Regions from separate parts of the Homo sapiens genome. Here regions 2 and 3 are each linked to region 1. Evidence: read pairs that join two places in POLR2A ChIA-PET (ENCODE). Cell type or tissue: HepG2. All regions are shown on one strand. Links, peaks and the distances in the headings refer to the core of each region. The heading gives the core; the rest is flanking DNA.

Region 1 (11,277 bases), core at 1,030-9,029:
CCTCTCATGAGTAAGTAATGATGTTTATTTAAGAATGAAATAAAAATACTATTTTTCCTTTTAATTTATGTGTATTGTATTTTCATGAGACTACTACTGTAAGTTGTTGAGACATAACTACTTATTAGTTGATTGGACATAATAAACAAAACAATTAGGTATTTCATGGAGCCTAGGGACACAGACAGTGAAAAGAATTACAGAGACACTAAGGGCACCATGAATAAAGAAGGTTTGGGCTCCCTGAATTAACTCATTTAATTTTCATATCAACCGAACAGGTGATTCCATTCTCATTTCCATTTTATAGGAAGTGAGGCATAGAGAGGTTTACACTATCTCACACTGCTAAAGAGTATTATGCAGGGTTTGAACCCAGTCAATCTGACGCCAGAGCCCACACCCCAAACCAGTACAACTACTGCTTCTATGTCTACAGCCATGTAATTAACATAACAGTGTCAAACAAACTCCATTAAAGAGAAATATCCCAAGGAGAAATAATTTCAATCAGAATATTATAAGAAGTATATGTTCAAGCTGGAAAAGGAAGAAATTTTGTGAATCATTGTACAAGGAGAAACCTAAAGCCCTGGTGAGCCTCAAAGACAAACACGTTTAGTCATGGGCAGAGTCAGTATAAGAACCTATTTCTCCCTGCTTCCAATTCTGATATACCTGCCTTCTAACTGAAGAAGTTCTGTCCAGGAGTGGCAATCAAAAAATAGGATATGCAGATACTCATAATGCTATAAAAGGACATAGAAAAATAAACACCTGAATGTGAAGTATAGCGACATGGCAGTTATTCTTGTAGCTGACAAGAATCAATAGATTAAAAATCAGTTGTTTTTCTGCTGAACTCAGGGGTTTTGCAGTGTTTATTCTAGTCACAAAGTAGAGCAACTGCTTTGATTGGACAGTCAAATAATTCTCATTAAAAGTCTCTAATTTGAGTTCTCTGCTTCCACAATCTGTAAAATACTTTCTTCTTTTGTCCTCCCTAGCAGACGATATAATACTCATTTCTTTTCTTGTTACCTGGCTTCCTCACCAGCTAGACGTTTCTAAACGGCTGGGACCATGCCTTTTGCCTCAGTCAGGATCTCTAGTGTCAGTCAAGAACAGTGCCTAGTATGTACTAGGTGCTTAAGAGATGCTTGCTAAGTGAGTCTGTAACAAATGTATGTTGGCAGGAAGCTATATGTGAGCTATCATATAATTTATTTAATCAGCCTAAATACAGACTTACCTCCAATGTCTCTGTACAGAAACACCTGATTTCAACTTTACAGAAGCAAGAAATAAATATCTGTTATGTTAAGTCACAGAGATTGTGAAGTTTATCTGTTATAAAGGCTTCTATTACCTTAGGCTAAAATGACCTCTGTTTTCAACAAAACTTAATCAAGAGTCAGGCCTCATCTTACACATTCAAGCTCACTTGCAACCATTATCCAGATGCAGGTCACACACCAGGTCCAACATGATCCTAAACAAATGGTAGTTTTTCGGTACTTTGTGATTCATTTACTTCATTTATATCAGCCTCACATATTGCTTTATGAAAATGATTCAACAGACTTGCAGTCTGATCTGAAAGTATTTTATGAGACACTAAGCACAAGGAGAAGCACACATGTCTTCTGAGTGCTCTGATAACTCAAGATGATTATTCTCACCTCTTTACCTTTGCTCATAATGTTCATGTTGCTTGGGATATTCATTTTCTTTCTTTTTAACAATACCAAACTGTTTCTTGATTTCCTAGCTTACACTCCACTTTGTTGCACTTTGTCTAAAAGTTTCAGACCCTCCCACCACTTTTTTTTTTTAACTTAAATAGCATGAGAACTCTGGACTATACCATTTGACTCATGACTATTCTGTCTTGCTTCACATCTTATTTGTTTGTCTGGATTCCCCAGCAGGACACTAACGTCCTTTACTGAAGAAACCAGTCATTACAGTATCACGAGGTCTAATTTGGTCCTAAACAAATGATAGTCTTTCAGTATTTTATGATTCTGTTACTTCATTGATACCAGCCTTACATACTTCTTAATGAAAACTGATTCAACAGACTTCAAATCTGATCTGATAGTAGTATTTCATGAGGCTCTAAGTACAAGCAAAAGTTGGTAATACTAAAGAGGAAGGAGGGCTCATTTATTGGAAAACATGTATGTTAGACCATACATTGTAGCAGAGGAAGAAAAGCAGTATGAGTGGGTGGAAGGTTAGCTGTAGTTCATGGTCAAATGTGGAAAGGTCAGTAGTTACAAGGAAATAAAAGAGTCAAAAGACCAGCGCAAAAGGAGCTGAAGCTTGGATTACATTGAGTTAAGCTGTTTGTGTCCCACTGATGCCCATTTGAACACTCATAGGCTTTATTCTTTCTATTTCAGTATTAGAGAATTATATGGTAGTAGCTTCTTATATGGTAGATCTTCCCTTAGGTTCGCTATAATTGCAGTTTTGGCATTAAGGCCAATATTGGCGGTGACACTGATGAATTTGGATTATCCTGAGATTATGAGATATGTATGGGTTTGGGCATATTTGCAGTATGGTAACGTCATCAAAGGATACAGTTTATGTTTCTTAGCAACCTAGAATCGATCAGCATCTTGATGCAATTTTATGTGGCTCTTTAATTGCTGATTTTGTAGTGTTCGAACCTTCTAATGATGTAACAGCTGAAAGAGGATGTGCAAAAAGGCATTGTAAAAAAAAACTTTTTGGCTGCTTTTTGTTGGGCACCAAGGAAACATTTTGGCTGTATCTTTCCATCTAAGTGAAAAGAACTAAAGAAATGTTCTTTCTTCTCCATGCAGTGTAACTAAATTGTCTGGGAAAAAATCAGCATTCACATGTCTTGGACAAGTGAGAAGAGTGCTGTTTACCATCTTGCATCATTAGATATGACACTTTTATCATGCTCTGAAAAGATATAAAATAGGTCATTGGAATAAGGACACAGTATGGAAAATAGATGAAATCAGATAATAAATTGCAAATCTGTTAAGCCACGCTCCATTTTTATCCTTCTCTTTTTTCTTTTTGTCTTCCCCTGTGGCGTGGAAGAGATACTTCCCTTCACGTCCTGCCTTTTGCTTCACCCTAGACAGATGCTCTCCCAGAATCCAAGATAATACATGTTTGTCCACATGGTAGACTGCACTAGCCTTCTCCAATGTAGGATAAATGTGCCCGTATGCTACAAGGAAACAGAATTATTGAATCTGCTCTTGGCAAACTAACACTTTTTTTTTTTTTTTTTTTTTGAGACAGAGTCTCACTCTGTCACTCGGGCTGGAATGTAGTGGTGCGATCTCCGCTTACTGCAAGCTCTGCCTCCCGGGTTCACGCCATTCTCCTGACTCAGACCCCTGAGTAGCTGGGACTACAGGCCACTGCCACCATGCCCGGCTAATTTTTTTGTATTTTTAGTAGAGATGGGGTTTCACCGTGTTAGCCAGGATGGTCTCGATCTCCTGACCTCGTGATCCACCTGCCTTGGCCTCCCAAAGTGCTGAGATTACAGGCGTGAGCCACCGTGCCTGGCCAAACTAATACTTTTTATTGTGTGCCATAGGTCCCATAATGCCATTTGATATTAACCATCTCCAGTAACATCAATAGTTGCAGGAAATCAGTAGAAAGGAAGGACTATTGAGAGAACAATTTGGCCATCTCTTTGCTTCCAGGTATATTTGTATCACACTGCAAAGCAAAAATAGGCTAAATGTTGAAATACCGATGTGGAAAACTATCTTTAAAATGCAAATAAAATTTGGAAGTTTTATTCCATCGTTTGGGCTATTTTCACTTGCTCTGTCCTTGAGGGCAGCACAGCAACATGGTCACCCTTCTTTGAATAAAGACCAAATTGTTTTAATGGATCTTCATCTCATAGAAGAGGTAAAATGGCAGAGATGCTTCTGTGGTTTGAGTATTTGTCCCCTCTAAAACTCATGTTGAAACTTAATCCCAGATGTGGCAGTATTGAGAGGTGAGGCCTTTAAGAGGTGATTGGGTCATGAGGGCTCTGACCTCGTGAATGGACTAATCCACTCATGCATTAATGGTTTAGGAGGTTAACGGATTAAACAGTTATTGTGGGAATGGGACTGGTGCCTTTATAAGAAGAGGAGAGAACTGATCTGGCACCTCAGCCCCCTCGCCGTGTGATGCCCTGCACTGCCTCAGGACTCTGCAGGGAATCCCCACCAGCAAGAAGACCCTCACCAGATGTGGCCCCTTGACCTTGGGATTTCTCAGCCTCCATAACTATAAAAATATTTTCTTGATAAGTTACCCAGTATCAGGTGTTCTGTTACAAGGAACAGAAAACGGGCTGAGAGACATGCCCAGTGAGGATGGTGGCTAGGAAGTGAATGACACAGTTGCTTTCTGCCTGCTGCTTTCTTGAACAGGGAGACACTTGTCTAAGTGATCTGCATTAGAGGAGTGCAGATCACAAACAAAGACGGATTTATGTGAGTAAAGAATTATATATACCCTAAAGCAATGTCATTATGGCAATTATATTTAAGGATTTTGGTAAAGTCTTCAGAGGAGTATAAACTATTAAAAAAAAGGAAACAGCTGTTAGAGGGGTTTATATCTTAAAATAACAAAGGTACTTGCATGTGTGAAGAATGCCAACATCTTAAAAACATCTTCAATATAATTGATATTGATGACTTTTGTTTTCACTTCCCAACCACCTCTAAATAGTTTCAGTACTTCTGAAACTTTATTTTATGTTTTTAAGTGTTTTTTTTTTTATAAGTCTTCCCAGTTTGGTCTACTATATTAAGCTCAATTGTGAAGTTATTAAGCTCTTGGAATGGGCCTAAACTACGAAAATTTGAACAACACCTAGAAGAAATTAATAGTCCCATAAACATTTTGCCTTAAAGTAAAAGATGGTTCCAAGATGTCCAACCTGGGAAGAAAGATGATAAAAGTGACTGAAATAGGATAAATAGAAAAAAAATTAATAGGAGAAAAAATAATTATTTTAGCTTGTGGATAAATATCTGTTATAGGACTTCTACCTGTGAATGTTTAATGGCAGTTGGAAGAATAGATTTGGACACGCAAGAGTTAGGAGTAGAGATGCCAGTTTAATAGGCATCTACATTCTCTTGAAGGTTCGTAATAGGTAAGTTTACTGTGATCTTTCTCTCTCATTCCCTAGCCTCTACTCAGCTTTGCTGAATCAATTTCTTCTCCCGAAATTTTGATATTTTTTCTTTCTAATATGCTACATTATACTTTTGCATGCAGCATGAGGGGTTAGGGTCAGGGAGAGAGAAAATGAAGAGATTTCTGTTTATTTCTGTTACTCAGCTAAGTATCAGAAACACCACAGGGGGTTAAAAAGGATGTCTACGGAGGTGCTTGCCTGAGAAGTCACCAGAGGAATTGTGTGCAAACACAGAAACCCTTTGGTAACATGAGCTGTGTTTCCTTGTTAAATTGACCCTGCTGTCTGACACCCTCTGTTGCTACTGTTACATCACAGCTAGGTCAACATCCAGATTCCTTTACCAACTATGTGAGAATCTACTAAAAGCATTCTCTAATAATACAGTCAGCCCTGGGAAAGACATCTGAGCTTTAATTAAGCAATGTATGTGGGGGAAAATTTCTGGTATCTTGTTTAATAGACAGGTGTAACATATTCCTCTCTCCAAATATGCTTTTAGATGACATGGGGTAGGTTTAGAGAGATTTATAACAAAATGAAACTGATGTGGCAGTAGAATTTGTTAGCCCATTCTTTTATGTTTCTCAGCAGAGATCTTTACGTGGTAAAATGTCAGATTAGGGCTCAGCGTAATGATTTTTGGAACATGATAATGTTATTTCAGAACACTTCATTTAGAAAAATATCTTTGTTCGAATACTTCCTGATATTAATTTAATTTGCTTTGGTGCTCGTGGGTTATAGGAAGTGTAGCTGCACACTTCTTTGCACTTGCCTCACAAAACTTCCAACAGAAACCAACCAACACACATCTCATTAATCTTCTTAACACTAAGCAGAAAAGACCAAATTGAAAATACGGCGATCTTTCCATGAATGCACATCAGGACTGGTTTGTTTATCTCTGAGCAGGCATGTGTGATGAAAACAGTATGTCATTATGTAGCTTCCTAAGTGGAGAGCTGGAACTTTGTGAAGAACAAGGAGCCTGCCGTGAGGTTGGAAGTTTTTACTTCTTTGCGCTATCATTTCTATTGCTTTGACTGTGGTATCTTCCAAGTGTCAGGAGTTACTTCTTCCCTAAAAGAACTCTGGTTGGGCTGGGAATATCGGCTCATGCCCAGCACCTTGGAAGGCTGAGGTGAGAGACTCAGTTGAGGCCAGGAGTTCAAGACCAGCCTGGGCAACATAGTGAGACACCATCTCTATAAAACAAAACAAAACAAAAACAAAAACAAAGATCCCTCAGGCAGTTTGTTGAGAATAAAGCATGTCTTAAGCCACATGCCTTTATTTTTTTACCCTTGCTCTGTCTCGTTAAACTGTTCTCTCAAAAAAATTCATCATCTGAAGTTTAATATTTTTTATGCTTCATTCCACAACTTCTTAGTGAGTTTCTAAAATTAATACAAACAACAAAAACCTATGTCACGAATGGAACACAAGCAAATAAGGCTCAGACATTTAAAAGCCGATGGCAATGTACATCAGGATAAGATTATGTTAAAATAAGGATTGTAGACTCTGTGTGATAGTCTTCGTGCTTGATTTTGTGCTGATTGTAGGATATAAGTATAAAGATAATAATCCAAATTAAAGTGCCCATCTACTGTAACACAAGCTATTATCTCTATATGATATCCAACACACGACAGATATTTGATAACTTATGACAATAAATATCCTAAGTTCTTACAGCCATATGAAGCACCTAGAATTACCAACTATGAAGCTGTTAGCCATTTACACTTGTATATTAAGTTAAATATTTATTAGGATTAGAAGTCAAATAGAGGGCTAGTAGAATATTGGAAAGTGTGTTTTCCCTTTGAGTGTAAAGCTCCATTTGGGATGGAGTGTTGAGTGGTAAAGTCTTTTCAGCATGCTTTCTGAAAGTTTTCTCTTTACTCTCATTTTCACCTGGGTAAAAAGAATGTAGGAATGATTAACAGGGTGGTTAATGTGTAGCAGCTGAGACAAGGTTCTACAGATATAGTGTGTAGTCTGGTAGGAAGAACCATGTCCCCCTCCACCCACTTTGTTCACCTCCCAATCCATGGAAACTATGAATATATTACTTTAGATGGCAAAAGGGACTTTGCAGAGGTGATTAAATTAAGAACCTTGAAGTGAGAGGATTAGACTAGAATATCCAGGTGGGACCAATCTAGTCACCCCAGTCTTTAAAAGCAGAGAAACTTTGCCAGCTATGGCCAATGAGTGCTATGTCGATGGGAAAGTCAGTAGGATGCGACTTGAGCGTGGAAAGGGGCCACGGGCCGAGGAATGCGGGCAGCCTGCAGAAGCTGAAAGCTGGAAAATGCAAGGAATGGAGTATTGGTGAGTTGAAATTGGCTTAATAATTCCCTAATACTAATGTGCACAACAAACTCATGGACTGCTTGTTTAAGATGCATATTTCCAGGCCCCATCCCAGGCATTCTGATTCATTCAATCTAGTGTGAGGCATTAAAATCTGTAATTTAACTCCATTTCAACAAGTGATCAAGATAGGCTTTGAAGTCCATTTTTGTTTGATCTTATTAAAAGTAAGTTGCCATATTTAACATTTAACAGTCTTATTTTCTATTTTTGTATTTCAGAATCAGGGAAAAGTCCTCTCTCCCTCTCACACGCACATGCTCACAGGCACACATGCACTCACACACACACATACACGTTCTCTCACACACACACACAATTACTCTTGACTGCTTTCTGTTAGTTGGCATGATGTCATCTCTCTAGAGAGTCATAAATTTTGGACCTCAATGTTTGAAAACTGAATCGGGAATACATGATTAGAAAGATCAACAATGTCTTCTCCCAGGACATTCCCATATGTATTTGTTTAATCTGTGTTTTCTATGCTGGACTGTAAGCCCATCAGAGTGAATCAAACAGGTACATCAGTCTCATTAGCAGCTTCACCAGCTAATGAATGTCAGACACCATTAACCAAGAAATACTTTCTATTGAGGAAAATGGAAACTACATGAGGGTAGTTTGTTGTAGGGGAGATGCAAGGCAGGGATAGATTGGGGAAATATGACCCAGAAGAAATGAAATCACTACCTTGTAAAGATACCTGCACTCTCATGTTTATTACAGCATTAGCCACAATAATCAAGATATAGAAACAACCTGGGTGTCTATCGCCAAATGAATGGATAAACTGTGGTGTGTATATACATGTATACATACACAATGGAATATTATTCCACCTTTAAAAGGGAGATCCTGTCATTTGCCATAACATGAATGTACCTGGAAAACATATTAAATGAAATAAGCCAGACAGAAAAGAAAAATATTGCGTGATCTTAGTTATACATGGAATAAAAAAGGTCAATGATACAGATAAAGAATAAAACAATGGTTACCAGGGCAAGGTGGGAAGGAGGAAATGGGGAGATATAGGTCAAAGGATACAAGATAGAAGATATGTAGCATGAACAAGCCTAAAAATCTAAGGTATAACATGAGGACTATAGTTAATAATAGTATATGGCATTCATTATTTTTGCTAAATGAGAGATTATAGCTGTTCTTGCCATAGACAAAAAAAAAAGAGTAACTATGTCAGGTGATGGATACGTTAATTTGTTTCACTATAATAACCATTCTACTATATATGTATCTCAATGCTATCTTGCATAATTTAAATATACAAAATACACAAATTTAAATATACAAAATACAAAATTTTTAAAATTTTATTTTAAAAATGAAATGATTGGAAAGATATTTAGGAATTAAAATCAGCAGATTTGCCAATCTAATGAAGGATTACAGAAAACTATTCTCAATCTGTAAACTAGGTTGTTGGATGGAGATGATACCTGCAAACAAGGAAGAAGCACATCAGGTGGAAGGCTAATTTTGTGGATTATGTGTTTGAAAGGCCTGTGGGAGGTGATAAGCAGGGAGTAATTGCAGATGTATTTAAATCTAAAATGCTGCAGTGTGATAGCAAAACAGTGGCCCCCAACGATAACTATGCTGTAATTCTAAGAACTTGTGAATGTTATCTTACATGGCAAAAGGTACTTTGCATATGTCATTAAGGTTAAGAACCTACAGATGGGGAGAGTAGCTGGGATTACCCAGGTAGGCCCAATCTAATCATATGAGTCCTTTAAAGGAAAGAGTTAGCCAGCTGAAGAGAATCAGACATGGCAGCAGCATTGAGAAGGTGGGGCCCTTCTGTTGCTGGCTTTGAAGATGGAGAAAGGCAGCCCCGAGCCAAGAAATGCAGGCAGCCTCTAGAATAGGCTGGAAAAGGCAAGAAAATAGATTTGCTCACAGAGTCTCCACAAGGAACCCAGGCCTGCTGACCACCTTGACTTTTGGCCTGGTGAAACAGATTTTAGACTCCTCACCTTCAAAACTATAATAAAGTCATGCCATTTTAAGCACCAAGTTTATGATAATTTGTTATAGCAGCAATAGAAAACAAATATACCAACATCCTTCCTGCCACCCCCACCAAAAGAAACCGAAATGTATGAGACTTATTGACACAGCTCTCTTGGGCCAGGTTTTCTGGAGCCAAGAAAGGAGGAAACTCTTCTCATTAATTCCCTTTGTGGGACATTTTCTTAATTGTTGGTCTGGGTTTTCACTGACAGAAAGCTGCAGAGTGAACTGTTGGGGAAGTATTCTTTGGTGCACACAGAAAATCAAGACACATTTATATTCAGTCAATGACAGAGTGAAAACCAGACTTCAAGAGAGAAATCCACACTCTCTGAGCCAGTTCCCATTCTCAATATGTAGCAGTTTCAATTTGCCCCATCACTAGTGAAACTCATCTGAGGGCTTCCTGAGAAGTCAGGTGAGCTGCATCTATGAGGAGTCTGACCCCGGCAGATCTGTGAGCATGGACATGTTTAGAAGCAATGTTCTAGGCTGCATAGTTTTTTTTTTTTTTTTTCCTATCTCTCTTCCTTGTTCAACATTACAATCCACTCTCAAGTGTGTATGGAGAATCGGAAAAGGGCCTGTCTGGCCACTGTGGGAAAAAAAAACAAAAAGAGTACCAGGCGAGACCACAGTGATGGTACTTGAGATGGGCACAAGCTGAGAACGTGCATCTAGTGAAGTGGCCTGATGTTTAACCTTGTGGTTAAAAGGGGGTTATGGGCTTTTGGGTGGATAACAATCTTTCCTTAAATACCAAGGAGAGTGCATCCTGTCAGCATACCTTGTCACTGCTGATATTACCGTGGATTGCCTGGCTGCAACATCGTTGTCCATTTTCTCCACTGTAAAGTTACTCTTTTTCAATCTTTCCACGTTATACTCTTTAAAAGGAAGCCACTATGTACAGCCTGCATGGAAGGAGTGGGGAGTTATGTTCTGACTTCTTGAATGTAGAGTATCTACACAAGTTATTTGGAATTTTTCTACATGGGATGTTTGTCTATTCTCTTCCATTTATTCAATTATTTTTAGTATATGGACTGCGTGTTTACTTACACTTTGGTTTACCATTTGTTACTATATTTTGCTGCTCAAATTGTTCTAGCTTTGGCCATTGCGTGTTGTTTCAGTTGGCACCTATGTCCTTTTGACATACCATCATCAATGTGTTTTGTATATTTCAAGCACTTCTTTAACTTCTGGTACTACAAAATGCTCCAGGCTCATCTTATAAATTTCCTGCTGTGTTACTGAAATCAGTCACTCTTTCTTTCCAAGAAATTCTGGTTACTTTTGTTGGTGAACAGTATTAGAAATCAAGATCTGGGTTAGATGTACTCATTGCTACTAGGGAATTGTTGCTTCTAAGGCCTCCTCAGCTAGCAGAGTAATAAAATATGAGTATACTAACTTGTGTATATATATACTTAAATATTTCATGTGTAACTATATTTGTCTAGATTAGGCAGAAAATGAGACCATACAGATGCCTACAACTCCAGTCCATTACCACATGGATCATTCTACGTTCCTGCCCTTCCCTATCTCTAACCTCAGACTCGAATATTGACAAACTTGGCTCCCACTGCTCACCATCCATTTTACTGAACTGTTCAATTCACGTATACTTA
Region 2 (11,277 bases), core at 1,823-9,822, 55 kb after region 1:
ATTATGCACGTATATTTGCAAGGACATGAGGACATGATATTCCTTGCAATACTGTTGAAGCAGAAAAGGCAAACTAGATGTTTAATCAATGTGGGACTGGCAAAATTAACTGTGATTTATCCAAACAATGGAATACCATCTACCGGTAAGATTATATAGCAGTATAAATGCTATGTTCCCTTTTGGGTAAAAATAGGAATATATATTTATACATCCCCCCACCCCCCACACACACCATTCATGTAAAGTCCCTTATAAGCTTTTCTATGTATTATATCCAGGAAATATTTCTGGAAGGGTACATAGGAAACTGCTATACTGCTGCTTCTAGGAAGGGAAACTGAGGCCTGGAATGGGAAAGTGATACACTTTTTATTGTATTTATTATTTTATACAGTCAGAAAGTTTCTCTATGTCCATGAATTGTTTTTTATAGTTAGAAATATATATATTTCAGAAGTCAATTTTAAAATCCTATTTTTTTTGTCTTACATGTTACTGAAGATAAAATCTCCCAATAGGCTAATTGGACAAAAATTCCGGTTGTGGCCACCTCTTACTGTGTGAGAGGTTATGGCATTAAGAATGTTCAGGCCCTGGCCGGACGCGGTGGCTCACGCCTGAAATCTCAGCACTTTGGGAGGCTGAGGCGGGCAGATCATGAGGTCAAGAGATCGAGATCATCCTGGCCAACATGGTGAAACCCTGTCTCTACTAAAAATACAAAAATTAGGTGGGCGTGGTGGCACGTGCCTGTAGTCCCAGCTACTCTGGAGGCTGAGGCAGGAAAATTGCTTGAACCTGGGAGGCAGAGGTTGCAGTGAGCCAAGATTGTGCCACTACACACCAGCCTGGCGACAGAACGAGACTCCGTCTCAACAACAATAACAACAAAAAACAAGAATATTCAGGTCTCACCTGTGCCTTTCCTTCCTGGTCTTCTAGACAAATAATAATAACAATGTGGTTTGGCAGAAATGCATTTAGTTGTCATATACTTTCTGCCTAGAATTCTTCTTTTCTTTTGGAAATATCATCGTCTTTCTTTGGGAACCCCTCTTAACTCCCTCAACCACATGTGTCCAGCAACAGTTGGCAGTTTTTACCTGATTAGGCTTCCTTGGCCAGGATTCCCAGTAAGGACAATAGAAAAGCCCACCCTTCACTGAGCTTGTAATTAGGTTGATATTAAGTTGACACACACACACACACACACACACACACACGCACACGCACACATCAAGAACATTATTTTTCAAATTAGAAATAAGAATATTTTGAAAATGATTTAGGAATATACTTTTGTGTATGTTTGCACTGTAAATAGCACAAGATGCCAAACTCTGAGAATCGTATTTAGTGAGATTAAAAATTTAACATTTCTGTTTGAAATTTTGTTTAATTGTTTGGGTTTCTTTGAAAAGAAATTTTTCCATTAAAGATTCCAGAGATGCCAAGATGAAAAATATTGCTTTAACCACATTGGAGTAATACCAACAAGAATAAAAACAACAAAAAAGCTATGGGAATTATGTTACATATTTGCTTTTCTTTTTCATCAAAGCAAATATATTTTGTATTATACTGTGACCTCATCCTGGGACAACCTCTGAGAACTCATTGATTCCTATTCGACAGTTTATTATTTGCTTTCATGTTGCCTGTAATATAAATGCACCCAGCATAAAAAGTTTTTAGGTACCCATTTAATATGATGGGTATAAACATTTTACTGACCAGAACTACTGATATTTTCACCCATAAGAAGTCTCCTTTTCAGTCTGAAAAGTTTTCACTGAAGTATTTTGATATGTTCTAAATTAGCATTTTTTACAATAGCATTGATTAAAATAACAACATGAAAACACCATGAATATCCAACAGTAGGAGACTGGTTTAAAAGTAGAGGAAAGGTCAAGTAGAGTTGGAATGTTTCTTTTGAGAAAAGGGCAAAACCTAGAAATGTTGGTAGGATCCGATTAGTTGTGGTAGAGGGCGAGTTCAAATGCATGATGATCGAAACCTAGGGTCTGATGTCTTGTCCAACACGGAGAGATTGGAGGGTAAGTAAATAGACATACCAGCCAAGCTGGAATAGATATTCCCACCTGCAAAGTCCTGAATGATACTTTTGGAACTGTATGGTGGACCAAATTATAAGAAGCCATAAATGACATGATGATGATAGCAGTGCTGAAGCAAAAGAAATCTGGTGGCTCAGTGAAAAATAAACTGAACTGGGGAGAAAGCTATTTATATAATGCAACCTGAGGGGTGACAGAAACAATGACAGAAACTCATGACCAATCAGTTATTGCAATCGTTAACAATTACTAATATTTATTTATTTAGTACTTAGTATGGGAACAATCCTTGGTGTTTCAGAGAAAAAGTATCATTTCATTTCATTCTCATAATAACCATGAGGAAACTCTTATTACCCCTGTTTATGCAGGGAAGAAAAGAGAGGTTCAAAGAATTTAAGCAGCTTGTCCAAAGTACCCAGGTGGTAAGCAGTGGAGTCAGCATTTTACACTAGACTTTATAGCGCCACCATGCTGTGCTGCTTAACGGGGTTTGACGTCTTGACTCCTTCCTTATCCTGTGTCTCTGACCCACCCTTACCACTTTTGTCCTTCTCAACTCTCCTCTAACCAGGCTGCCCTCTTTGCTGTTCCTAAACAAGCCCCTTCCCACCCCAGCCTTCATTGCTCTTCTTCTTCCTGAGTCCCAATTCCTGAGTGAGCCAGCTGGCTTTTCCCTCACTTTCTTTGAGAACTTGCTCAAGCACCTTGTCAGTGAGGAATCCTGTGCCCTTCCTTTGTAAGTCAGTTTCCCAACTGTCCTAATATCTTTATCATTCTCTATTTTTCACCATAGAATGTATCTAACATGACGAACTATGTATTTACTCAATACTTGTTGACTGTCTTCCACGTCCCCCATTAGAATATAATATCCTCGAGGGTAGGAGATTGCCTGATATTGTCTGTTTTTTTCACCCCTTTACTTATTTCAACAGCAGGCACAAAGTGGACATTTAGAAAATATTCGTTGAATAGATGAATGAAGGGAACACACAAAACATTGTTAGAAATTTGGTTTAAGGACTTGTCCCTAAGCCAGCAAACCTATATCCTTTGCTAGACAGTCAGTCAGCCCATGATGGTGTAGATCGTATCTCTTCAGCTTTATATTCTCAATGTCTAGCACAGTGCAAAATAGAATTATGTACTCTATTAAAACTCGTGTCTCAAGCATGGTAGGTATCCACGCTAGACATGGATGGAAACTTTGCCTCCACCCACCTCAGATGGTGGCCCACTTGGAGTTTTCATTTTTCTGCCTGCTCACTCCTTTCTATTTGATGGCCAAAACTTGGATCTATGGGCTCCTGAGTCACTCATTTATTTACTGAATGCATCTCTACTTCTCTCCTTTCTCAGGGCTGTTTTTGTCTGCACCGTTTATTTGACATTTCTTATTTACTATTTTATCTTTAATTTTGTGTGCATTCATATCTTTTCTGTCCAACTTGATGTTTTAGTGATTTGTATCTCTCTGATATTACTTTGTATCATTTATAGAAGGATGTGCCTGAATTAGTAAATGAATGAATGAATTTGATGGTGAAAAACATTTTATGACAGGGAGTGAGAAAGAAGATAAAACAACCATGCCTAATGATTAGGTAGACAGAGTTAGCCACCTGAAGATTTAATTAACTTAAATAGAACTTACTTAATAGACTACTTACTGCAATCCCCCAAATACCTCTGGAACAGAGGCAGAGGTGAAATTTATAGCATCCTCTGAAAGCAGAATGTGAACGAGAAAACTCTCATAAGATTTTTTTTCTAAGTTTGAGTTAGTTCGTTCCTTTTTTAATTTGACTAGTTTTCATTGAGAAAGAAATTTTAAACAAAAAAAAACCCCTCAAATATAAAAATCACACAGAATATTTTAAGTACATTACTTATTAATGTGTGTTTTAGGCAGTGTTCCCTTTTTATGTTTATGAAATTTTATGCTTGCTTTTCTGTTTCAGTATACATAATACTAAGGGGTAGGAACGCTATTTGCAATGACTGGTTGCCTGAAGCAATGCTAACCTCATTTCTGTATATTCTATAGAAGGGAATGACTGTGGATGTTAAGAAGCTCAGAAAAGGAGGGTTCTTGGAGAAATGAGGTATGTGGCTGGGTGCGGTGGCTTATGCCTGTAATCCCAACACTTTGGGAGGCCAAGGCAGGTGGATCACAAGGTCAGGAGTTCAAGACTAGCCCGGCCAATATGGTGAAACCCCGTCTCTACAAAAAATGTACAAAAAAACAAAAAACAACTAGTTGGACATGGTGACATGTGCCTGTAGTCCCAGCTACTAGGAAGGCTGAGGCAGGAGAAGCGCTTGAACCCAGGAGGTAGAGGTTGCAGTGAGCCAAGATTGAGCCACTACACTCCAGCCTGGGCAATAGAGGGATACTCCGTCTAAAAAAAAAAAAAAAAAAAAAAAAATGAAGTATGTACTTTTGCTGAAAAAAAAAATGCAGTCAGAGTCCAATTTGGGGATATGCTAAAAGCACATAATTGGGGAAGCTTGTGCTAGTGCTCATGAAGTATAATTCTTTTGAGAAATGACACAGTGCCTCTTAAAAACTATCGAGCTCTTACCAAAAAAATGCTCAATAAATCACAAACAGAATGCATGTGACAAACTAAATGAATACAAGCAGTTCCAAAGATGTATGATTCAGAAGGTTGACCCAGTTGCTAATGGTCTGATTAGCTGGAACAATTTCTATCTAGAGTGTGCCAGAAACAATCTGAAAGTGATCAGAATAGGCATTTAAAGTCAAAACCAAAGCGTTTGCCATACATTCAAAAACTACTTTCTGACTTGTATAAATTAATTTCACTGTCTCCTGATAGGTTTTGGCTCACCATGTCAAATTCTGGCAACTTAGGGTTATTATCTATTTTATTTGCCTCTAGAGAGAAAAGCTCTCACCCAGATACAGACATCTGTTTGCTCTTAGCACTATTGTTTCTTTCTGGGCTTGCCAACTTTGTCACTTTAAATGTGGCATTTAAAATATTCTTTCAATATGACAGCCTAAGTATAGCTTGTGATAAAAAGCAATCCTCTAAGCAAAGTTGGGCAAAAACAATTTTTGAGAACAAGAAAGCAGGTCAATATGAAATGAATATGTTATACTCAGAAATGGGATCTGTGAGTTCTTGTAGTCTCATTTAACAAATGTCTTTTTGATAGGCTTAATTATAAATCAATAAAAGTGTTAAAGAGGAAATCCCTGATGCTTAAAAAAATTATTTGTTGATTTAATGTAATTTGTCGTTAAAATAATTGCCTCTAAAGATAGTATATCAAGCACACTAATGAATTAAAAATGAACTTAGCAGTTAAACAAATTTTCATGTAAAACATTAAATCTATTTTGAAAATTCACACATTGCTAGATTCAATTTAAAAATTAACCTCAAGCCAGTTTAGAGATGTATGTACTGTAATTTATGTATTATAAAAGTTATAATGTATATTTGCAACAATTCATTTGGGACTATAAATAACCATAATGGCACCAAGAAAAAAGGTGACATCTGAAATTTATTTATCTAAATGATACAGATTTCTAACAATGTAAGATCATTTAGGTTGTCTCCAAAGACAGAAGTAATACGCAACTATATTGGATTGGATGTGCTAAAGACAGCTGAGAACTAAATATCTGCCATTAAGTCCCCAGAGCTCATATCAGAAATGGCATGTTGTCCTCATAGAGATGTGGACTCAACGGTTTGGTAAATATTTTTATGTACATGTAGACTCAGAGGGGACATTTGGCAGTCATGCTGGCAGCTTATTTTCAAATAGTCCAAAGAGTAAAGGAATGTTTATTTTGAAATTACTTTTCGGTTTAAGTACTTTAAAGCCTAGTGTTACCCAATCAGAAGTATGTGTGTGTGTTGAATTTAAAGCAATACATTAAACCTTCTTTTCTTTCTAGAGTAACAGAACTAACAAACATTAAAGGTGTCTTTTGCTGCCACTTTAAGGCTGTTTAATTAAAATTAGAAAGACAATTAATGGGGAAATAAACCAGCATTCACAGAGAGAGTGCAGGCCTGCCAAAGTGAAAAGGTTTTATTTAATAAGGAAATAGGGAAACACCTAAAATCGGTTGTTTATTTCCATTGTTCCTGGAAAAGAATTAAGATTTGGGATTCCAAATACCATCAGAAATGACTGCCTTTGGGGTATTGTTGCATAAGGAAAAGGCTTAAATATCTAAAAATTAAATCCCATTGTCAGATGCATAACAATAAACAATGAGAAGGTTAAAAATGACTATGCTTTTTCAAAGAGCTGAATCTCTGCCATGGCCAATAAATTAGATTACTCATTTCTAAACTACAATTATCTAATGTTGCAGGAACTGACATTTACTTATAAAAGGAATACTTAGTAATGATGACAAAGTAATGATGCTCTCTGGACTAGATTATTGTATGATTTTTATGCTTCCTGATAATAGATATATGATTGTTTTATCATTACTATGTATTTTTGGAGTTCTTTAGTACTTTCATTTAAAAAAAAACTTTCAAGTTCCAACAAAATAAAAAATAGGTCATGGCTTTCTCCGTGCTTTCTTCAGTTTCCAAGAGTGTATGTCTAACATGTGATTTGGTCGGACTGGCCTCCTGTGGACTATCTTTGACTGACTCATATGGTTCATTCCACTTCCCCTTCTTAAGGGTAAGGTTCATATCTTTAAGCAATTAGAAAAAAAAAGCCTACCCTGTTGAAAATAAAACTTACGTTTGAGGTAACACATTAAGACTACACTGCAGTAGATTATAGCCACTTATTCAATCAAAAGCATACAGTATGGCTTTTAACTCCTACTCTGTTTTGAGGCGGGGAGGTGAAGCAACCAGGATATATTAAATAACTATACCAGAGAGAAGAAAATGCTGCAAAAATGAGAGAATAAGACAGAAGGCAAACTTTCTAAACTTCTCAGCTTCGCTGTGAATTGGCTTTGCTTGGATTGTAACTGGGAGGAAAACTGAAAAGGTTAATGGTAGTAGGTTTCTTCCTTGAAGCTGACAAGATTTACACTTTTTAAGAAAAGGATTTATACTTTTAAAGAAAAGCAAAATCTATAAAAAGGGGCCTCATTTCTCAGATGTGGTCTTTGAGATTATCCCTCTACACTTGGCCTGTCTCTATCTTTGTCTCCTAATTTTCTAAACGCAGAAGTCATCCCTATTAAGCCCTCACATGTCTGCTCAGCCCTGGCCTGCATGTCCTGTCTCAGGGTGACAGGTTACTAAGGGCTAGAGAAAATATTGGGAGTATATCCAGTAGTTCAGACACACAGCCTTACAAGCATTCTTTTTGTGGGTTCAGCCCTGGCCCTGTTGACCCTCAAGTGTCCAGCCCTGGATCCTGGTTTTGAGTCCCAGCTCTGTCACAGATTCTTAGCACTGTCCTGGCCCCACCACTTACACGGCTCTGCAGCAGTACCCTGAAAACTGCTGGCTTTTCTCTCTGACACTAGTGCCTTCTCATTTAGACTTGCTTTTATCTCATGTTCCAATCATGACTGGCTTGATAATATGAAACTTACAGATCCTCAGATCATCTCCTTATCCTGGCTCTGCTTTCTGGACACTTGGCTCCATGGTTCCCTCTACTTGGCTTCTCCTTTGTCCATCCATTTTTCAACTTCCACCAGCTTCAGGGGTCTGCCCAGATTCCCGACCTCTATCCCCATCCTGATATCTCCTGGCCAGGACATGTGGGACCACACTGCCATCACCTGGGACCTTTACACCTTGTTTTATCCAAGTAAAATAGAAGTAAATAGGTTTTTTGTTACTGTTGTTGTTGTTGATTATTAAAGTTTCATATTTTATTGACATACTAAGATTGGCTTTAAGTCATTAAATCATAAATCTTTAACAAAGATGATAGAAAATTCAAGTTATAATGATACATCAGGATCAAACGGAATTTGCCCCAAATGGTTCATACATGTTTAATATGTTTTTCACTTAGCTCTAAGCCATCAGTTTCAGTCATGTTTTCTGGTAGGAGAAAAGGAATCAGCTTTATTACATGACAGGCTCACAGAGTCATCAAATAAGTCATCTGATTGGCTCTTACTAGATATATACTGTAAGGTCTGATTAGGAGCACCCTGCCTGCCATCAAGTGGGTGGGGGAGAAGGAAACTGAGCTGACCACTGCATATGTCTCAATAATTTCTTGCTCTTTAGCAAAACTCTATGAGCTTCAGGGGGGTTATGAGGGGGGTGTTCTTAATAATTTCTAGAAGTTAATCCATGATACTAAAGGAATTTGTCAATTATTTTTTGTCAGAAAAAAATTATGGTCTCAAATGGCTCATATATCCCTCTAAAAAATCAGATTGTAGAATGTAGAACCATCTAAATATAAGCATATTAATTCACCCCAATGCTGAGGTGAGTAAAGCTGGAGATTTTCACATCTTCACAGCAAGAGAGCAATTAGTCAAAATTACAATGAATCAAAACTTGGAAAATTTTCCTATCAATTTCCTCATGAAACTGAATGTCTAATAAACCTTTTCTAAAAAACCAGGATAGCATATTTCTATGCTTTTTAAAAAATTGTTGAACATGAATATCAACAAATAGGTTGTAGTAAAATTACTTTAGTTATAAAACTACATTATATTGTGATTTCATTTTTATTCAGCTAAGTTAATACTGATCAATTCTCTAAACTACATTTATTAACAAAGGCTAGAATACAAAATATTAAGTCAAAAATAACATTGATTTGTAGTCCAGCTGATTTGTGTCTGAAGAACACATTTCAAAGTTTGGTCATTTAAAAAGCAGTTCTCTTTAGTACTACTCCTTCATATTTAGGATACAAGAGAATATAGGAAATAATAGAATTGAATACTAAGAATTTTTATATCCAAATTTCTTATTTCTTTCTACAATAAATAAGTTTCACCAATCTTTTCCATCAGAAATATCTTAAACTTTTTTCTTTGGAGGGGAGATTTCTTAATGGGAAAATAAAATCTATTTTATTGAAGAGTTGGCTTTTAACAAACTGGTGAATCTGAAATTGGTACCAGGAAACCCTCACTGTGAAGGTAACCAATACTTACGAAGGACTACTGGATAAAATAATTTGGTGATTGGTACTCCTTATCTTCACCAGGAGAGAAAAAAAGGCAAATATAGGACAAGCAGGATATACTTTTGTCCTACAATGAGTCCATGTAGAATTTGAAATTAGATCTATCCTCCTAACTTTAAATCCCTTGCAAACTTAGTGAGTGTCACCGAGTCTGAAGTGTTTTAAAAAAACTTACCGTATATATTTAGGGTTTAATACATGATGTTTAGATATACATGCAGATAATGAAAAGGTTACCATAGTGAAGCAAATTGACATAGCTATCATCTCGCAGTTACCCTTTTTTGTTTTTGTGACATGATCACCTAAAATTTCCTTTTAGCAAAAATCCTGAGCACAGTACAGTATTTAAGTATAGTCCTCATGTTTTACATTAGGTCTCTAGATGTGTTCATCCTACCTATCTGGTACTTTATAACCTTTGACTTACATTTTCCCACTCACCTCCTAATGCTACAACAAACATGAGTATACAATTTTTCCCTTGAGATCTTATTTTCAAGTCTTTTGGAAATATACACAAATGTGGGCTTGTAGGATCATATTGTAATTATATTTTTAATTTTAAAAGGAATTTCCATATTGCTTTTTATAGAGGCTATGCTATTTTGTATTCCCACCAACAGTATGGAGTCTTAGGTTCTCCATATCCTCACCAACACTTATTTCCTCTTTTGACTTAAAAATAAAAATAAAAAACAATGTAAGGTAATATCTCATTATGGTTTCAATTCTCATTTCTCTAATGATCATAAGGATGCAGAATATTTCTCATATGTTTCCTGGCCATTTGTATATCTTTGTAGAAATATCTAGTCCTGTGTCCATTTTAAAATTAGATTGTTTGTTTTTGTTGTTATTGAGTGGTAGGAGCTCTTGATATATTTTGGGTATTAACCCCATATCAGACACATGGCTCACAAATATTTTCTCATTACATATGCTGTCTTTTTACTGTTGATTGTTTCCTTTGCTGTGTACAATTTTGAAAGTTTAATGTAGTCTATTTTGCTTTTTTTTTTTTTTGTCTGTGCTTTTGGTGTCATATTGAAGAAATCATTGCCAACACCAGTATTATGAAGCTTTCCCCCTATGTTTTCCTTTAGGAGTTTATGGTTTCAAGTCTAATCCATTTTGAGTTAATTTTTGTGTATTGTCTAAGGTAAGGTGCTAACTTTATTATTTCGCTGGTGGATGTTCAGTTTTCCCAACATTATTTGTTGAAGAAACTACCTTTTCCCTATTGTGTAACCTTCACACCTTTGTGACCATATATGTGAGGGTTATCTCTGGGTTCTCTATTTTGCTCTATTGCTCTATATGTCTGTTTTTATGCCAATAACACTGTTTGGATTACCGTAGCTGAGTAATATGTTTTGAAATCAAGATGTGTGAAGTCTCCAGCTCTGCTTTTCTCTTTCAAGATGGTTTTGGCTGTTCAGAGTCCCATGAGATTCCATACAAATTTTAGAATTAAAAAAAAATTAATGCCATTGGAATTTTGATAGGGAATTCATTGAATCTGTAGATCACTGGGTAGTGTGGATGTTTTAATAAGATTAAGACTTTGAATCCATAAACGCAGGGTTTCTTTGCGTTTTTGTATGTCTTCTTTAATTTCTGTCAGCAATGTTTTGTAGTTTTCTGTATACAAGTCTTTCACCTCCTTGGCGAAGTTCCTTTTTTTTTTTTTTGATGCTATTGATACTATTGTAAGTGGAATTGTTTTCTTTCACTTTTCATAATCTACTTTTCAGATTGTTCATTGTTAGTATATAGAAACACAACTGATTTTTTGTGTGCTAATTTTATATACTGTAACTTTGCTAAATCGTTTATTAGTTCTAGCAGTTTTTTGTGGAGTCTTTAGGGTTTTCTACATACAAGAGATTTTTTTGTAATTTTTTTTTTTTTTTAGCTCATCAACTATTGTTAGTGTATTTTATTTGTGGCTCGAGATAATTATTCCAGTGTTTCCCAGGGAAGCCAAAGGACCTGTCAAAGAGACAGATATGTAGTAAATAGTCACAAAATTTTTGAATGCATG
Region 3 (11,277 bases), core at 1,484-9,483, 110 kb before region 1:
GGGAAATTGAGGCAGTAGTTATATATATAGATACACACACACACACACACACACACACACAGAGCTAGAAGTATTCTTTGTTGAAAAACCCATTGTACTTTATTGCACTATTAAGGGAAATGGTCCAAATTTAGTGTGGTCTTGGCCTAGATTTTTGAGATAGTTAATATTGAGATATGTTCATATTTTAGTTTTGATGAATCAATTTAAAACAACTTAGAGATTACATTATTGTCCCAGTTCTTCTGAGAATTGTATCCTCTCTGTTTGTGAATCTGTTACTTAAAAAAAAGAAAACAATGCGTTTAAGAATCAGTACTAATAAGTGGCAGTGGAGTCATGCTGTCTGGCAAAAATAAAAAAGAGCAGCGTTTTTGGAAACGGACTTTTTGTGGCTTGGGCTGTCTTTTAAGTCTCACCGGAAGTTAATTAAAATGAGCTGGGGTTTTTTTTGTTTTCTTTTTAAGTTTATTTTATCATTTTTGAGTTTACTCACTTAGTGGCAGATGCCAGAAAATTCCTCAGTCCATGTTACTAATTGAAAAACAACTCTCAATCTGGGAGGAGAGCTCAGACATTCCAGATATCTCTTTCTAGTTGGATTAAAGGGTTTTCATTCTAAATATCTTATTTGGAAGAAATGTGAGGAATTTCAATGTTCCCAATCTTGAAACCATGAACAAGAGGGTCAGCCATGCCAGGCTTATTTCTCCAAATTCTTTTGGAGCTCAAAAGGTGTGGTCTGGACTAGGATGCCTGTGGGTGATATCCAGGAGTTTCATATATATACATATATATATATGTATATATAAACATGAATATATATGATTTAAAAATATATATATGATTTAAAAATATATATAGATTTAAAAATATATATGATTAAAAAATATATATATAGATTTAAAAAATATATATGATTTAAAAATATATATAGATTTAAAAATATATATGATGTAAAAATATATAGATAGATTTAAAAATATATGTGATTTAAAAATATATGATTTAAAAAATATATATGATTTTAAAATATATGTATATATATACACACACACATTCATAATCTGAGTGTATCCTTATTTTAAAAACATGTATATTACTTCATATCCTGATTCCTTTAGGGAACTTCAGTTTGCTTTGATCAGTATTTCTAAGGGTCTATGCTATGTTTTCTGGCTTGCCAATCACTTAGACTTCTGCCCTTCAAAGATAACATTCCTGGCAGTGATTACTATCTCTGTGTGGGGGTATGTTGCCAGCAGTTATTTCACATTGTGCACCTTGAGTGTTTGTTCTGATGTAGCTGCAGATGATATTTCCAGTTGTCATTTTTGTCTCAAGGTTAGCTAGGCTTTTCTCAAAACAGAACAGCCTCTGTGTTGTAGCAGTGTACCCACAGACTACAAACAGAGAGAATTTCAGATATCTCTAATGCTTTTTTGAAGAGGTTTCTTTCTCCTTTCCTTTTCTTGTTTAGTAGTTCATGTCACATCATAGGGTGCATGTTTGGATAATAAGATTGGTAATACACTGGGAATGCCTCTGAATACTGCCTAATTTAGCAAAGCACTTGTTGTTCCCCCCGCCCCATAAGGCACAGCGAGGCTGTGCAGAGTGAGCCATTGATTTTCTACTCCAACTTCAGTGGCTTAGGCTGGCAGATAAAATAAAGTGAGTGTATGTAGGGGTGGGGTCCCTGGGGAATGTCTTAGGAGCGCCAATAGAAGTCAGATAAGAAGGTAGGGAGGTTTTCAAGGAAGATCATAGTGAAAACATGCTGTTCCAACTTTAAGAACTAAGAGATTTCTAGGGTTTTTATGGTTTTAGGTCTAACGTTTAAATCTTTAATCCATCTTGAATTGATTTTTGTATAAGGTGTAAGGAAGGGATCCAGTTTCAGCTTCCTACATATGGCTAGCCAGTTTTCCCAGCACCATTTATTAAATAGGGAATCCTTTCCCCATTGCTTGTTTTTCTCAGGTTTGTCAAAGATCAGATAGTTGTAGGTATGCGGCGTTATTTCTGAGGGCTCTGTTCTGTTCCATTGATCTATATCTCTGTTTTGGTACCAGTAGCATGCTGTTTTGGTTACTGTAGCCTTGTAGTATAGTTTGAAGTCAGGTAGTGTGATTTCTCCAGCTTTGTTCTTTTGGCCTAGGATTGACTTGGCAATGCGGGCTCTTTTTTGGTTCCATATGAACTTTAAAGTAGTTTTTTCCAATTGTGTGAAGAAAGTCATTGGTAGCTTGATGGGGATGGCATTGAATCTGTAAATTACCTTGGGCAGTATGGCCATTTTCACGATATTGATTCTTCCTACCCATGAGCATGGAATGTTCTTCCATTTGTTTGTATCCTCTTTTATTTCCTTGAGCAGTGGTTTGTAGTTCTCCTTGAAGAGGTCCTTCACATCCCTTGTAAGGTGGATTCCTAGGTATTTTATTCTCTTTGAAGCAATTGTGAATGGGAGTTCACTCATGATTTGGCTCTCTGTTTGTCTGTTGTTGGTGTATAAGAATGCTTGTGATTTTTGTACATTGATTTTGTATCCTGAGACTTTGCAGAAGTTGCTTATCAGCTTAAGGAGATTTTGGGCTGAGACAATGGGGTTTTCTAGATATACAATCATGTCGTCTGCAAACAGGGACAAGTTGACTTCCTCTTTTCCTAATTGAATACCCTTTATTTCCTTCTCCTGCCTAATTGCCCTGGCCGGAACTTCCAACACTATTCAGGACATAGGCATGGGCAAGGACTTCATGTCCAAAACACCAAAAGCAATGGCAACAAAAGACAAAATTGACAAATGGGATCTAATTAAACTAAAGAGCTTCTGCACAGCAAAAGAAACTACCATCAGAGTGAACAGGCAACCTACAAAATGGGAGAAAATTTTCGCAACCTACTCATCTGACAAAGGGCTAATATCCAGAATCTACAATGAACTCAAACAAATTTACAAGAAAAAAAACAAACAACCCCATCAAAAAGTGGGCAAAGGACATGAACAGACACTTCTCAAAAGAAGACATTTATGCAGCCAAAAAACACATGAAAAAATGCTCATCATCACTGGCCATCAGAGAAATGCAAATCAAAACCACTATGAGATACCATCTCACACCAGTTAGAATGGCAATCATTAAAAAGTCAGGAAACAACAGGTGCTGGAGAGGATGTGGAGAAATAGGAACACTTTTACACTGTTGGTGGAACTGTAAACTAGTTCAACCATTGTGGAAGTCAGTATGGTGATTCCTCAGGGATCTAGAACTAGAAATACCATTTGACCCAGCCATCCCATTACTGGGTATATACCCAAATGACTATAAATCATGCTGCTATAAAGACACATGCACACGTATGTTTATTGCGGCATTATTCACAATAGCAAAGACTTGGAACCAACCCAAATGTCCAACAGTGATAGACTGGATTAAGAAAATGTGGCACATATACACCATGGAATACTATGCAGCCATAAAAAATGATGAGTTCGTGTCCTTTGTAGGGACATGGATGAAATTGGAAATCATCATCCTCAGTAAACTATCGCAAGATCAAAAAACCAAACACCGCATATTCTCACTCATAGGTGGGAATTGAAGAATGAGATCACATGGACACAGGAAGAGGAATATCACACTCTGGGGACTGTGGTGGGGTGGGGGGAGGGGGGAGGGATAGCATTGGGAGATATACCTAATGCTAGATGACGAGTTAGTGGGTGCAGCGCACCAGCACGGCACATGTATACATATGTAACTAACCTGCACAATGTGCACATGTACCCTAAAACTTAAAGTATAATAAAAAAAAAAAAAAAAAAAAAAAAAGAATTAAGAGAAAGAATTTCAACCGGGGGTGGTCAAGTCAAATATACTACTTAAGAAAGTTATAAAAATGGTTGTAATGTGGAAACAGATTCCAGAATAAAAATCCTTTTGTGAACACTTGATTTGGATTTCTGAATTTAATCATTTTCAGCTGCAACAACAAATGCTTGAACCACGTAAGAAGCTTTGGCTTCCCATATTTTAACAGATTTTTTTTCTACACATTAGTTTGTTGTTTTTTTTTCTCTCATTTCATGATGTTTCCATTCAGCTGTTGGCATAATAATGGATTACAGTGTGGTGAAGGAAAGAGTTGGGGTTTCAGATTAATACTTGAGTTTTCAATCCCTGCTTTTATAATTACTAACTGTGGGACCTTGGACAAATCACATTAACTCGCCAAGTATCAGTTTGTCTATAAAATAGGATAAAAATACGTAAAACACCTACTACATGTTTTCTGCAACATATAAGATGGGAGAAATTGTTGCTGTTTTATTATCATGATTACTGTTTTGAAAATTAGGCTAAGATAATATAAAAGTAGTATTTAGTGAGATTTGCTAATAGATGAAAGAGAATGAAATAAAATCTAAGGGTCAATATGCAGCAAAGTGTGCTGCTCAAAATAAAATCAGTCTTCTTGTTGAATTTGACATACATATCTCATTATGTGCCATATATTTTCACTCTCAAGCTCATCTGTGTTCTGCATTAAATAATGAATTCCTTTGGAATGTGAGTGAAATTTTCCAGAAGTTATTAATTTAAAAGTTAATATGGAGATCAAGTGCATGCTGTATCCTTTATTATTAGCTTGGAGTTCATCTGAGTTCTGTACTGCCTTTTAGTTTGTGTGTGTGTGTGTGTGTGTGTGTGTGTGTGTGTGTGTGTGTGCCTGCCTACCTGGCGATAATAGGGAGGAAATTGGTCATTTTGCATAAACTTATACTAAGATGTTAATTAAGCGTAATATATAGCTTTAACACAGGTCTAAAAATGTCTTTTTATAAAAGTTCTTCACCAGCTGAAGAAGTAGAGTTTTATTTCTTATTCTGGGTATACATCCAAAATAATTGAAATTAGGATCTTGAAGAGCTCACTGCATTCCCTTATTTGTTACAGCATTATTCACAATAGCAAGATGTGGGAACAACTCAAGTGTTAATCAACAGATGAGTGGATAAAGAAAATGTGCTATACATGTACAGTGTGATATTATTCAGCTTTACAAAGGAAGGAAATCCTGCCATTTATGGACAATGTGGATGAACCTGGAGGACATTATGCTAAGCAAAATAAGCCAGTACCAAAGGTCAAGTACTGCATGATTCCACTTGTATGAGAGATCTTTATAGTCAACATCATAGAAGTAGTGAGTGCAATAGGGCTTGCCAGGGGCTGCAATGTTATTCATCAGGTATGCTAGATGAATATGTTCTAGAGATCTGCTGTACAACGTTGTACCTATAGTAAACAATACAGTATGGTGTATTTCAACATTTGTTAAGAGAGTAGGTCTCAATTTAAGTGTTCTTACGACAAAAATAAACAAAAAACACAAAAACGAGACACAAAGAAACTATGGGGGCTGGGTGCAGTGGCTCACACCTGTAAGCCCAGCACTTTGGGAGGATGAAGCGGATAGATTACCTTAGGTCAGGAGTTCGGGACCAACCTGGCCAAATCTGTCTCTATTAAAAATACAAAAAAATTAGCCGGGCACGGTGGCATGCACCTGTAGTCCCAGGTACTCAGGAGGCTGAGGCAGGAGAATAGCTTCAACTAGGAGTTGGAGGCTGCAGTGAGCTGAGATCACGCCACTGCACTCCAGCCTGGGTGACAGTGAGACTCTGTCTCAAAACAAACAAACAAACAAACAAAAACAAAAAAGAAACTATGGAAATTGCTGGATCTGTCTACTACGTTAATAGTGGTAATTGTAACAAGAATGTTTGCATATGTTTAAACTTATCAAATTGTATACTTTAAATATGTGTACTTCTTCATAATATCAGTTATGCTTCAATAAAGCTGTTAAGAAGTTTTAATTTATTTAAATTTGTGTTAACCTGTCACTTTGTGAGGGTCATCTACTTTTTATACAAAGTCACTGCAACCTACATACTTAATTCTTTTGTACTGTTTTGAAATAAGCATACACTTGCAGACACATGTTTCTACAACATTCTTTGCTTTCCCAATAGGCAAGTTCAAACTCAGAAGGCGAAAGTCCAGCGGAAAGTACCGGAACTGAGGGAAAACTATTTGCCTAACCACCCACACCACTGAATGCTTTCTTGGAATCTGCTGTGTGTTTAAGATGATATCCTACCCACACACATGTAACCTTTACCTTTTTGCAAACCAAATCTGATTCTACAAGGAAAGCACAAAAATAAAAATATTTTTCTCTCAAATTATATCAGATTTGTTTCTGCTCAAATTATCTCAGACTAGTTTTAAAAATTGTAAACTCTCCCATATCAAGCATCTAACTATCCACTGAATTTGGCTATGCAACTTCAGTTTTTAGAGAAGGTGGTAAAGTCTCTATTTTTAAGGGGGAAAAATTAAGGGTTACTAAGAAATATAGAAATAAAACTGGATTTTTTTTTTTTGCTTTGTTTTACAGTGTTTCTGGAACTTTCTTTCTTTTCATTCCTCAGTAGCTTTCCGGACTCTATCCTGAACTGAATCTTCTTTTGTGAAAGTTACCTTTGACCTGTGACTTGACTAAGCATGGGCTTTTTACAGTACGTGGTGCTTGATCAGTCTATGAATTCAACCCAATTAACATTTTCTCTGTAGAAATTGCTGCCATTGGCTCCCATGACATCATGCTTGTGTCCCTCTTTTAGTCTTTCTGACAACTTTTACCCAGTCTTATTACTCCCTCTTTTTACTTCACGTATTGTTTAATTATTGCTTCTTCCATGGGGTTCCATTCCAAACTCTCTTCTTTTTCGTTTCTACATACTTTCCCTGGAAAAATTCACTAAGCCATGAATAAAAGTATCAAATGGACATTCATGAATCCAGGCTTTCAGTCTCCAGCCCCATCTACCTGCCTGCCCTGACAATACAAACACTTGAATGATTATTACATAAATAAATATATTTCTAACTTCTGCCACTGTTTTCCAAAACCACAGAAGCCATCTTTATTTTGGTTGGCCATTTTATCCTTGGCAATAAGCACAGTCCCTGGCACATGGAAGGCTCTCAAAAAATCATCTTAGGTGTTGAAGGAGTGACCTCTTTTTGGCATCTCCTGATGCCCTCTAACTTTAATCTGTCACTATATCTTTTTGCTTCTATCAACTCACATATATTTCAAATCTGCTTTTTCACCATCATCCCCAATGACATTCTTTGGAGGAGACAGTATCTCCTGCCTACCATCAGCCTTGACTCCATCCACCAAACTATCAGTGTTCTTACTTTTTAGACACAAGTATGGTAGATGTACTCTCCTGTTCTTGAATATTTAATGGATTCCAAATTCTTCTAGTAACAAATCTAAATGCCTTAGCCCATTCTTCAGGGTTCTCAAACCCTAACCTGACTCTAACCTCTCTTTCCAATCCCATCTTTTCAATATATTCATCCTGTAATTCAGTAACTGCAGATGTCTCAAGTGCCCTGAACACTCCGTATTCTTTTTTTCCTATGTTGGTTTCCTCTGCTCTTTTGAACTTCTTTGTCATCTGTGTCTTGAACTCTAACACCTATGTGCATCTTATACTTTTAACTTATAAAATCCTATTTTTTGACAGATTGTTACCCAGTAGTCCTTGGGTGCAACTGATGAATGATGAATAGGGTCATAACATGAATGTAAACTCACTTTCTCTGACTTTAGACTCCGTCGTCTTTTGTGCTAAGGGGACCGTGGTTCCAGTTCCCAGCATATACTCACACTTTGCTCTTAGTCATTTTTCATTGCCATCCCTCTCTGCTGACTGCATTCAGGTCACCTTTTCTGTATCACTGTCTTGACTCTGCTCAAACCATGATCATAAAGAGATTTGTGGTAAATATCCTTTTATCACATGCATTGATCTTATTAGTGAGTCAGAAACCAGGGTGACCTCATTTTCTTGTTTTTCTACTGTACCTTTAGTTATAGAGTGCATTTCTTGATTCATTTTTAGTATATCTCTCCACTCTTGAAAAAATTGTCACAGGTCTTTGAGAGGCTGAGTTGGAAGACAGCTTACATAGGTAGCTATCTTTCACATAAAAAATCAAGTCTTTTCATTTCTCCTAGCCAAGCTCCTTGGTCTGGGTTTGTCACTCTGAGAGTCCTACTTGAGGATTAAGGCTGTGGGAGCCAGCTGTGAGTTCCATCTCCAAACATCGTTTTCCCATGGGTCTCACTGAATCCTCAGCCCAAAAAGCATTTCTAGTAGGCTTCTTAGATAACTACCTTATTAAAATGATTCACAAACTTAAGCCAAGAAGTATAAAGCCTATATAGAAAAGGTATCTCAAAATTAATATACTACTAGGAAGGCTGAAGTGGGAGGACCACTTGAGGCCAGGAGTTCAAGGCTGCAGTACGTTATGATCATGCATGTGAATAGCCACTGCACTCCAGGCTGGACAACGTAGCAAGATCTTGTTGCTAACATAATAATAATAATAACAACTTATAAGTGACCCAAGAATGATTAGCTGCTGTAGTTTTAAAAATGAATTATATGTATTCTCTGACATTGTTTGATAAAAAAGTATTAATGGTCCCACAGCATCCTACAATGATAGATGATTCGTGAGGAGTTTATGTCAGATTAATTAACTAGACAATTTATAAATGTGGCTACTAGCAAGGCAGATTCTGGATATCTTGAAGGACCAGGGGAAGAAAAAGAGATTTTCCCATATTCAGTGAGGTCATTTCTGCAATTAGTGGTTTGGAGTGGGTCCCCTTAGCAGAGTTTAGCTGGATGGAATTTGAACTCACTCTAATATAATATGATGGGGTAAAATGTTTTGATCATCTGCCATTTATTGACATACTAATCTATTATCTATTTAGGCTTTCTTCAATTCATTTCTAAGTAGCAAAAAGGAAAACATCTGTAGGTTCATGGTGATTATAATACTGAAAGAAAACCTTTTGCTCAGAAGTAGAGCTTTCCTTTAGGCTGAACCCCAAGAAAAATGTTTTATTTGCATCTTTATTATAAAGAAAAAAAGGCATAATATATTGGATAACTATAGTGTACATATAAGGTGCACAGTCTACAACTTTCCTCTAAGAAGTATAAATGTAGTAATAGTCATATGGCTGTGTTTATCGTGTTTTTAAGGTAATCATGCAATTCAATTGAGTAAAACTCTATAAACAGCAGAAATACAGTCTATGTGTGTGGTTCTGATGAATTAGCAAGAAGACTTAAGATTTCTCAAATTCATAAAAGAGGTAAGATTGTCAAAGATGTTTAGGGAATGTGTTTACATAAATGTTACATTGAAAACATAGGCTCTTTGAGGATTAAATGCTTCTATAAGCGAATTTAGCAAAAGAATACCCTTAATTGCATAAAGATTACTGGGGACAATAAAAATACATACACATGTCATGCTATTATGAAATCACAGGTGATCTGTGGATAATTTACACTTGGTTAAACCCCAATAGATTTTTTTCTCTGTATCATGTTGATTCATTATTTATATTAGATTGGTTATCTATATTAATGAAGTTAAACAAAGGGGCCAAATTTGTCTTTGCAAGACATTTTTACATTCTAACTAACCTTCAAGATCCAACTCAGGTACCATCACTTCCTAAATTTTCTTTCCCCTCTTTGTTTATATGTATAGTCTATTTTGCACAGCATACCTAACTATAATTTTATGCTCCAATTGTTTGAATCACGTGCACAGTTCTAGTGTAGTTGAAAATTATCCTAATATAATACAGTTCAATAATATGAGACTTTTAACATATGCCTTACATAAAGATGGAGTTTAAAGCCAAGACTCATGTACTCTATCTGGAAATCTAGGCAGCACAAATTCACTCAAGACTGAATGAGCGTTACAGAATCAGGTCAAGGTGGTAGAGTTTTGGAGACATTGAATGTTGTTGTTTCAGCACTGCTCAAAAAAGCACTGCATGAAAATATATCTGTAACTCCGTACAAAATCATGTCCATTGAAACTTTTCACTGTTGCAGGGATATAGGTTTTATCTAACATTATTCTATTATTGCTTTTTACTACAGTGCATAAACAGAGTATAACTCTGCTTGAATTTTGAATTTTCTACTAGTATATATTTCATATGATTTATTAGTTATTCAAAATATTCTGCTATATTTTAATTGTGAATCTTGATACTTCTCAATTTCCATAGTCCAGATTCAATACACACAATATTCCAATGGGTCATCACTGCTTCCATTAAGATTCTCCATCTCTGTCCTGGAATTTACCCTATCATTGAAATCATGGTTATGTGTAATGAACAAGCTAACTGCTCTAGCGTGGAAACACAAAACCTTATTTGTGATAATGAGATTTGACTTGTCTTCTTCCTCTCACTTTTAATAATATCATAATGTTGATGCATCTGAATGTAATTGGCATAAACAGTCTTAAGAAATGCTTTACTGCACCAGAAAACATAGATTAGAATTTAAATTATTATTGTTTTTCCAGACATTGACTTTTGGGGCCAGGCCAAATGGATTTCTGGTTCTTGGATTGTGCTAATCAATATAACTGTAGCTGTATGTTTTCAAGATTAATTTTATGACCATATTTTCTTATCTCAATAGCAAGAACATTTTTCATTCTCTTGTCTATTGGAATGAGCAAATTATTTTTGTAGAACATTAGAGGGTAAAAACTATAAGAAGGCAAGTGAAAAAATTCCCTTTCCCCTACTTTATCTTTTGCCCTTCCTTTATTCCTTTTCTTGTAGAAGAAGCAGGGGAAAGAGGAAAATCCCATTTTCCCTGCTTCTCCTATGTGTAGATAGTAGGAAATTAAGTAAAAAATAAATGTTTTACTTGAGCTCTTATTGATTATTTATATTAGATGAAAAGATAAGAAATGGATAATGGGGGAGATTAATCTCTAAAAAATATTAATTCACAATAAGTTTGGCTAAAACATCTTAACACATAACCAACAACTGACCTGTATTTGACCAAAGCTATATCCTTGTCATAAATACTCAGACACCCATGGACAGTATTTTTATGTGGAAGTATGCTAATAATTACTTAAGGTAGAGCCTCATTTGGGAGGACAGGTACCTAAAGCCTTCAGTGTCTTGGGAAACCTCTGAGATCAGTGGGCGGCAGCCCGCGGCTTGTCTCTGTTTGGTCTAGTGCTTAAGTGAACTTGCTAACTAAAGCCTTCCTTCCTCCTGTGTAAGTGAATGAAAAACCTCTCTCAGTTGCTATCCTGGCTAAGT

Evidence for each region. Peaks named below come from ENCODE experiments on the same cell type or tissue, not always from the same donor. Only the 100,000 strongest peaks of a DNase experiment are listed, where the experiment ranks them.
Region 2: POLR2A ChIA-PET joins it to region 1 with 10 read pairs; 6 of 35 experiments call an interaction of 5 or more read pairs at or near these places.
Region 3: POLR2A ChIA-PET joins it to region 1 with 10 read pairs; 2 of 35 experiments call an interaction of 5 or more read pairs at or near these places.

What each region holds. Positions count from the first base shown.
Region 1 is chr7:17,124,981-17,136,257 of GRCh38, forward strand. The region is part of intron 1 of LOC107986772 (a long non-coding RNA gene); the gene reads left to right. LOC101927609 (a long non-coding RNA gene) reads right to left here. Exons shown (of 12, transcript XR_007060234.1): 12 at 9,932-10,554. Among named protein-coding and RNA genes, the nearest start is that of AHR, 170 kb to the right of the region's middle. In HepG2, for the core only: no CTCF peak of the experiment used is centred there; DNase peaks (open chromatin) are centred at 1,911, 5,511 and 7,171; H3K4me3 peaks cover 697 bases.
Region 2 is chr7:17,179,117-17,190,393 of GRCh38, forward strand. All of the region lies in intron 1 of LOC107986772 (a long non-coding RNA gene), which reads left to right. All of the region lies in intron 6 of LOC101927609 (a long non-coding RNA gene), which reads right to left. Among named protein-coding and RNA genes, the nearest start is that of AHR, 110 kb to the right of the region's middle. RefSeq lists an enhancer at 6,806-6,875. In HepG2, for the core only: a CTCF peak has its summit at 7,826; a DNase peak (open chromatin) is centred at 5,865.
Region 3 is chr7:17,015,304-17,026,580 of GRCh38, forward strand. It overlaps LOC105375170 (a long non-coding RNA gene), which reads left to right. Exons shown (of 3, transcript XR_927067.3): 2 at 4,965-5,154; 3 at 6,047-6,259. All of the region lies in intron 2 of LOC124901595 (a long non-coding RNA gene), which reads right to left. Among named protein-coding and RNA genes, the nearest start is that of AGR3, 140 kb to the left of the region's middle. RefSeq lists silencers at 1,122-1,416, 1,142-1,436. In HepG2, for the core only: no CTCF peak of the experiment used is centred there; DNase peaks (open chromatin) are centred at 5,178 and 6,078.